Regions from separate parts of the Homo sapiens genome. Here region 1 is linked to region 2. A link is a contact called in ENCODE Hi-C or POLR2A ChIA-PET data. All regions are on one chromosome and are shown on one strand. The core of a region is the stretch at or near the end of the contact, and the rest is flanking DNA. Distances in the headings are between cores, read along the strand shown. Region 1 holds the start of PTPN14 (protein tyrosine phosphatase non-receptor type 14). Region 2 has its middle 410 kb from the start of RPS6KC1.

Region 1 (2,772 bases), core at 74-2,573, 1.1 Mb after region 2:
TGGAAACTCTGTAACTGCCCGCACCTGCAGTCTAGAGATTCCTCACCTTCACAAAGAACCTGCGACAGCCAGTCCCTAGACTTAAGCGGAAACCCCACAATTTCTGAAATTGTAGGTGGGGATGAGAAGGTTGGAGAACAAGAACCCAAGGAAGTGAGAGGGAAAGGGAGATAGGGGCAGCGTTACCTCACTGCTCTCTCCAAACGAAAAGGTGTAAACCCCATTTACAAGTATTCAAACCTGAGATCTGGGGGTCACGTGGGGAAGGAGAGGCTGTTAATACCTACAACTTTGGAAGTTTGAGGTGAAGACCTGATCTGAAATTGTTTGGCCACAGCTTTTTTTCTACGAGCCAGCTCGACCACCCAAGTAGGAGCCTCGACGCCCAGGAGTTCGGTGGCACCACTGGGGCCTAGTGAGAGGGCAGGAAAACTCCGCTCCCCTCAAGATTCCTTCCCGGTGGTGGTGGGGTGTGATTGGGAGCGTCGGGCAGCTGCATCCCCCTACCGCTGCAGCGACCGCGACGTCGTTCGTCTTTCATCCTCTAGCCCCCAAGGTCTAGGTATCTCTAGTTGCCCTTCCGAGGCCCTCTCTCGTTCCCAAAACGCAGAAGGGAATGGAGAGAGGGGACCAGGGTGTGGGTTTAACCACAAACTCCCCAGACTGCGCTCACCTTCCAGCTCGCTCCCGGGACCAGCTTTGCGCCTCACCGCGGGCAGCTCCCACCGCGAGATAACACCCCTGCGGCCCGGCCACCCCGCGCCCCAGGCTGCCCTGCCAGGCGTCCCGGGGCGCCAATCGCAAGTTGGCGTTGCCAGCGTCTGCCCAAGTCATCTGCAGGGCGCCCGGAGCGCCAAGGCGGCCTCCAACCTCGGGCCCAACTCCCGGCTTGGACGGGGCTTACCTGCTTACATGGCCCCCGTGGCGCCCCGGAGTCCCGCGCGGAAAGGCTGTCCTTCGCGGCGGCGGAGCCGATTCCCCACGGAATTGATTCCAGTGACTGGCGGAGGAGGGGCGAAGGGAAGGAGCCGCAGGAGGCGAAAGGGGAGGGAGGTTTCCGCCGCGATCCCGGCGCGAGAGTCCGAGCAGAGGCGCACCGGGGGAGAAAAGGAGAAAAACCTAAGCACGGGGCTGTCCCGCCCGAGGAGGCCGGGGAGGATGGCTCAGCTGGGAGGGGAAGGAGCGCCAGTGGCCACTTGATGTCTGTCTAGGGCTCCCCGAGGACCTGAGCCAGGAGAGCAGGCGGCTGAGCCCGGAGAAGCACAGCAACCTGCCCCCGAGTCTGCGCCCGCTGCGCTCACTCCGCCGAGAAAAAGTTGGAAAGAACTTTGAGGGGCCGGGAGAGCCAGAGCGGCAGGAAATGCGAGCGGCCGGGAGAGGAGGGAGGAAGGGGCCGTGCGAGTGGGAGGGGACGGAGCAGGCGCCGGCGGCCACGGCTCCCCCACCCCAGAGCCGGGCTCCGCGGCCCTGGGGGCCGGGAGGCGGAGGGAGCGCTGGGCGCGCGGCCGGGGGCGGGGAGGAATGCGGCCCGGGAGGGCGCGCGCCGGGGGCGCCGCGGGCGCGCGCTGAAACGTGGAGCCCCAGCTCCCGAGCTCCCGAGCTGGAGGCGCGCCGTCCTTGGGGACGTCACAGCGCTGGAATCCGAGGAATGCCGGGCTGCAGGAGCTCCTTCTGCAGGCCCGGAGAAGTCGCACACTTTTAATGGGGTAGTTTTGGAAAATGTTTTAAAAGGTGGGGGCCGAGGACGGAGGACCGGATGAAACTCCCTGGAGTAAGAGACGTGGAAGTGGAGAGAGCAAGGCGACCGCAGCCACCCCAACCCTGGGCTGCTCCCGCCGTTGGGGAGAAAGAGGCAAGGCAAGGAAGAGCCCACCTAGACTTCCGAGGACCGCAGAGACGGGGCGGCGGCAGGAACTTGCTCACCCCGACCTACATTCAGAATAGTCCACCTTATATTGGGGAACCCTCCAAGCAGGACGTTTCATGCAGCCACCCCACAGGGGAAAACAGACCAGGAGAAAGTAAGGTGGCCTCACCAAGTAGGCAATCTCAGAGATCTCTCCCTAGAATCTCTGGGTACTGGACCCGGTGTCTTAGCCTTCTCTCCCTGCCCCCTCCCGCCCCGTAGGAATGATAAAAAGCAGCCTGTGTGCTGAGAGTTGGAAAATGTCGTTTTCCCGGTTTGTTCCATGCCACAGAATCGCCCCACCCTGCCTGGGTAGGCACTGGGAGGGAACTTCCTTAGCACTTTCGGAGGTGGAGTTAATGAGACGCAGCTGGTATGATGGAAAAAGCTCGGAGCCAGGCGACTGAACCTGGGTTTTAGGCCCTGCCCGATTGGATAACTGAGGAGTATCCCAGCCCCTGAGATCCTAGGTTTCTGTAGCTGCAAAATTAAATAATTTGTCTAGATTTCTGTGGTCCTTTGCATTGCTACAAACATGTCTTGGGATTTATCTCGGTAAGATTCCAGTCCTTTGTTGAAAAGGGACCTTGAAGTCGTTGGCACACAATGTATTGTCCCAAATCACTTCAGTGTCCGGCAACTCATGCAAAAATTCCTGGCCTCTTGGGGAAGAGAATTGGAAACCAAAAAGCGCGGTGGCTCACACCTGTAATCCCAGCACTTTGGGAAGCCAAAGCTGGGGGATTGGCTGAGCTCAGAAGTTCGACACCAGCCCGGGCAACACGGTGAAACCCCGTCTCTACTAAAATTCAAAAAATGTTTCGGGGGTGGCGGCGTGCGCCTGTAGTCCCAGCTACTCTGGGGCT
Region 2 (2,754 bases), core at 180-2,679:
TATTTGAAAAGGTGTAGACCAGAAAATTATGACAGACATCCATGACACTCCACTGCTTGAACATAGCCGAAGGCCCCCAGGAGCCCCTTCCTCACCACTCTCCCCACCTTACCCGTGGGGTAACCTCTTTTATAATTCCAGTGCTTCTCTTTAGATTTTCATGGCCCCTCATGCCCTTACAACTGCTACACCTGCTTCGGTGAACCCAGCCTGTGCCATCAGAGACCCATAGCCAATGAGGAGCGAGGCTTTGTGTATCACAGATGCCTCATTCCTATCGGCACATGGGGTCAGGGATTAGTTTTGTGCTCAAAACTTGCCACGGAGTGTGCGTCCCGTGCAGCATGTCTTCTTGTTGGGCTGCTGCCTTAGTCTCCTTTGGTCTGGAGGCCTGGCTTCCTGTCTAGTTGAAGAGGTTGAACCCTAGGTCCTTGTATTAATATATATTTTTATATATTCATATATACTTTAATACAACAGACTCTTGACATACACAAAAGATAGTCTGACCAGCCCCTGGCTGTGTCCTGCTTCATGCTGGATAAACCTTCCAGGAGGCATAAGAATGCTACCTGTTTGGCAACTGGATGTTTTTGATTCTGATGTCTGTCCTGAACGTATCTTCATTTGTCGCCTTTCTTCAGGTATTCTAATTCTGACTGCTGGTCTTCCTAACTTAGGCCCACTTATACCCTACTCTTATCTGCCACATGAAGGTCCCAGTAAGGCTCATGTCCTAGCTGGGTGGATTGAGGAGTATTAAACCTATTAATTTATACCCTTTCATGATTTACAGATATACAGTGGGGCAATGGGTAATTTCTTTTAATTTGCCTATTAAAATGTTCTATAAAGCAGTTGCTATTCCATAAACAATCACTTAAATAGACCATAATAATGCACCTTAAAAATCATGCAATAATTCCATTTTTAATAACTCCCCTTTGTAACACTGAAACGTGCCTTTCCTTCTCTACCTACCCCTTGTCCCACAACTGATCTGTTCTGTTAAGTACAGAATTTTGTATGTAGTTTCTTAATGTGGCTATGAATCTCTTTTTTTAGCCCAAGGAAGCTTGTCAATATTTTTGGGGGGTTTCATATTTCATTTCTAACTCCTTTTGAAATGGCAGAAGTTTCTAAATATCCTAAGAATAATCTGGGCTAGGACTCAAGAAGGACTTCCTGACACAGAAAGGTTGTAGAATGTTTCGTTTAAAATAATATAATAGTAATAGTTTTAAAAGGGGAGGGGAGAGGTCACCCTATATCTGTGAGGGCTGGAGGGAAGAGTTAAATGACTTCTGAAGGTCTGATTCAGCCCTAAGATTCTTTGATGTGATTGTTCTGTTCTTTCCAGCTGTCTGTCTTTGATCCAAGCTTTGCCTGCTGGAGCTGAGCTCCAAGTGAGAAACTTCCAGCTCCACGCCATCCTCGGCAACCCAGGACCTTGAGCCAGCTGGCTGACCGTGCTCTCTGGGGATTCCATGCCAGGGCTGATTGGCTCCTCTGATTTGCTTTGACTGTTTGACTTCCAGGGAAGGCCTATGGCAGGTGAAGCTGATGAACCCCTTCCAGGGATCTTCTGCCTGCATTAGTTAACTCATTAGGGACTTTCCGGGCATCCTCTCACTGAGCAGGGACACTGCCTTTTACCTTGTCCCTTTCACACTCACTGGTTATGCATGGTTGACTGGGCAACCCACTTCTGCAACTGACCATCTAGTTCAACTACCAGAGCTCAGGTTGATTTCCAAGTCCTAGGTATGGTTCAAGTTAAGTAGAAGCCTGTTTAATTCCTTTTTGAGTACAAAGTGATCCAGCAAGTGGTGTATTCTAGATACAGTAATAACTTAATTGGCAACAGAATGGTTTAAATAATGTCTTTTGCAAGGAACAATTGGATCAATAACTTAATTGCTGGGTTCATACATATATAAATGCAACAGACTCTTGACATACACAAAAGACACAGTCTGAGACCCATGTGCTTCCCCAAATTCATAAATAGGAAAATACTTTTAAGATTCTTGGCTTACTCCTCAACCACATTCCTGTCTTGTGACTTTTCAACTTCTGGGAACATTTTACCTCTGATTCAATTAGATTTTTATAGCAGTAAGTGTACTTCCAAAAACTATTTTTAAAAAATACTATCAACTTTAATTTTAGATCCAGGGGATGCATTGTGGGTTTGTTACGTGGGTATATTGCGTGATGCTGAGGTTTGGGGTGTGAATGATCCCATTACCCAGGTAGTGAGCATAGTACTCAATAGGTAGTTTTTCAGCCCTTGGCCCCATCCTCCTTCCCCCTCTACAAGTCACTAGTATCTATTATTGCCATCTTTATGTCCATATGTACCCAAAGTTTAGCTCCCACTTATAAGTGAGAACATATGGTATTTGGTTTTCTGTTCCTACATTAATTCGCTTAGGATAATGGCCTCCAGCTGCATCCATGTTGCTGCAAAGGACATGATCTCATTCTTTTTTAAGGCTGCCTAGTATTCCATAGTGTAAACGTAACACTTTTTTTTTAATCCAGCCCACCGTTGATGGACACTTAGGTTGATTCTGTGTTTTTGCTATTGTGAATAGCACTGCAGAGAGCACACAAGTACATGTGTCTTTTTGGTAGAACAGTGCCTTTTCTTTTGGATATATGCCCAGTAATGGTATTGCTGGGTCAAATGGTAGTTCTGTTTTATATTCTTTAAGAAATCTCCACTCTTCCTATTTGAATACCCTTTAT

The links. Hi-C counts contacts between places; a loop is a spot of excess contacts on that map. ChIA-PET counts read pairs that join two places held with the same protein, here RNA polymerase II (POLR2A). Pooled maps may share reads with other maps.
Region 1: a map of ascending aorta shows a loop between it and region 2 (5-fold over the local background). The contact joins the promoter of PTPN14 here to the enhancer-like site in region 2. A Hi-C loop is called at or near these places in 1 of 168 maps with a recorded cell type or tissue (ascending aorta) and 3 of 50 pooled maps. POLR2A ChIA-PET finds 5 or more read pairs at or near these places in 1 of 52 experiments (activated CD8-positive, alpha-beta memory T cell).

Annotation. Positions count from the first base shown.
Region 1 is chr1:214,550,279-214,553,050 of GRCh38, forward strand. It overlaps PTPN14 (protein tyrosine phosphatase non-receptor type 14), which reads right to left and starts at 1,324. Exons shown (of 19, transcript NM_005401.5): 1 at 905-1,324. RefSeq lists enhancers at 1-808, 809-1,629, 1,630-2,450.
Region 2 is chr1:213,455,847-213,458,600 of GRCh38, forward strand. It overlaps a transcript of RPS6KC1 not described here. Among named protein-coding and RNA genes, the nearest start is that of RPS6KC1, 410 kb to the left of the region's middle. Within about 2 kb of position 1,430, at least 3 of the 41 ENCODE cell types and tissues checked have a DNase peak (open chromatin) inside an H3K27ac peak, as active enhancers do; they include ascending aorta, where a contact is called at or near this core.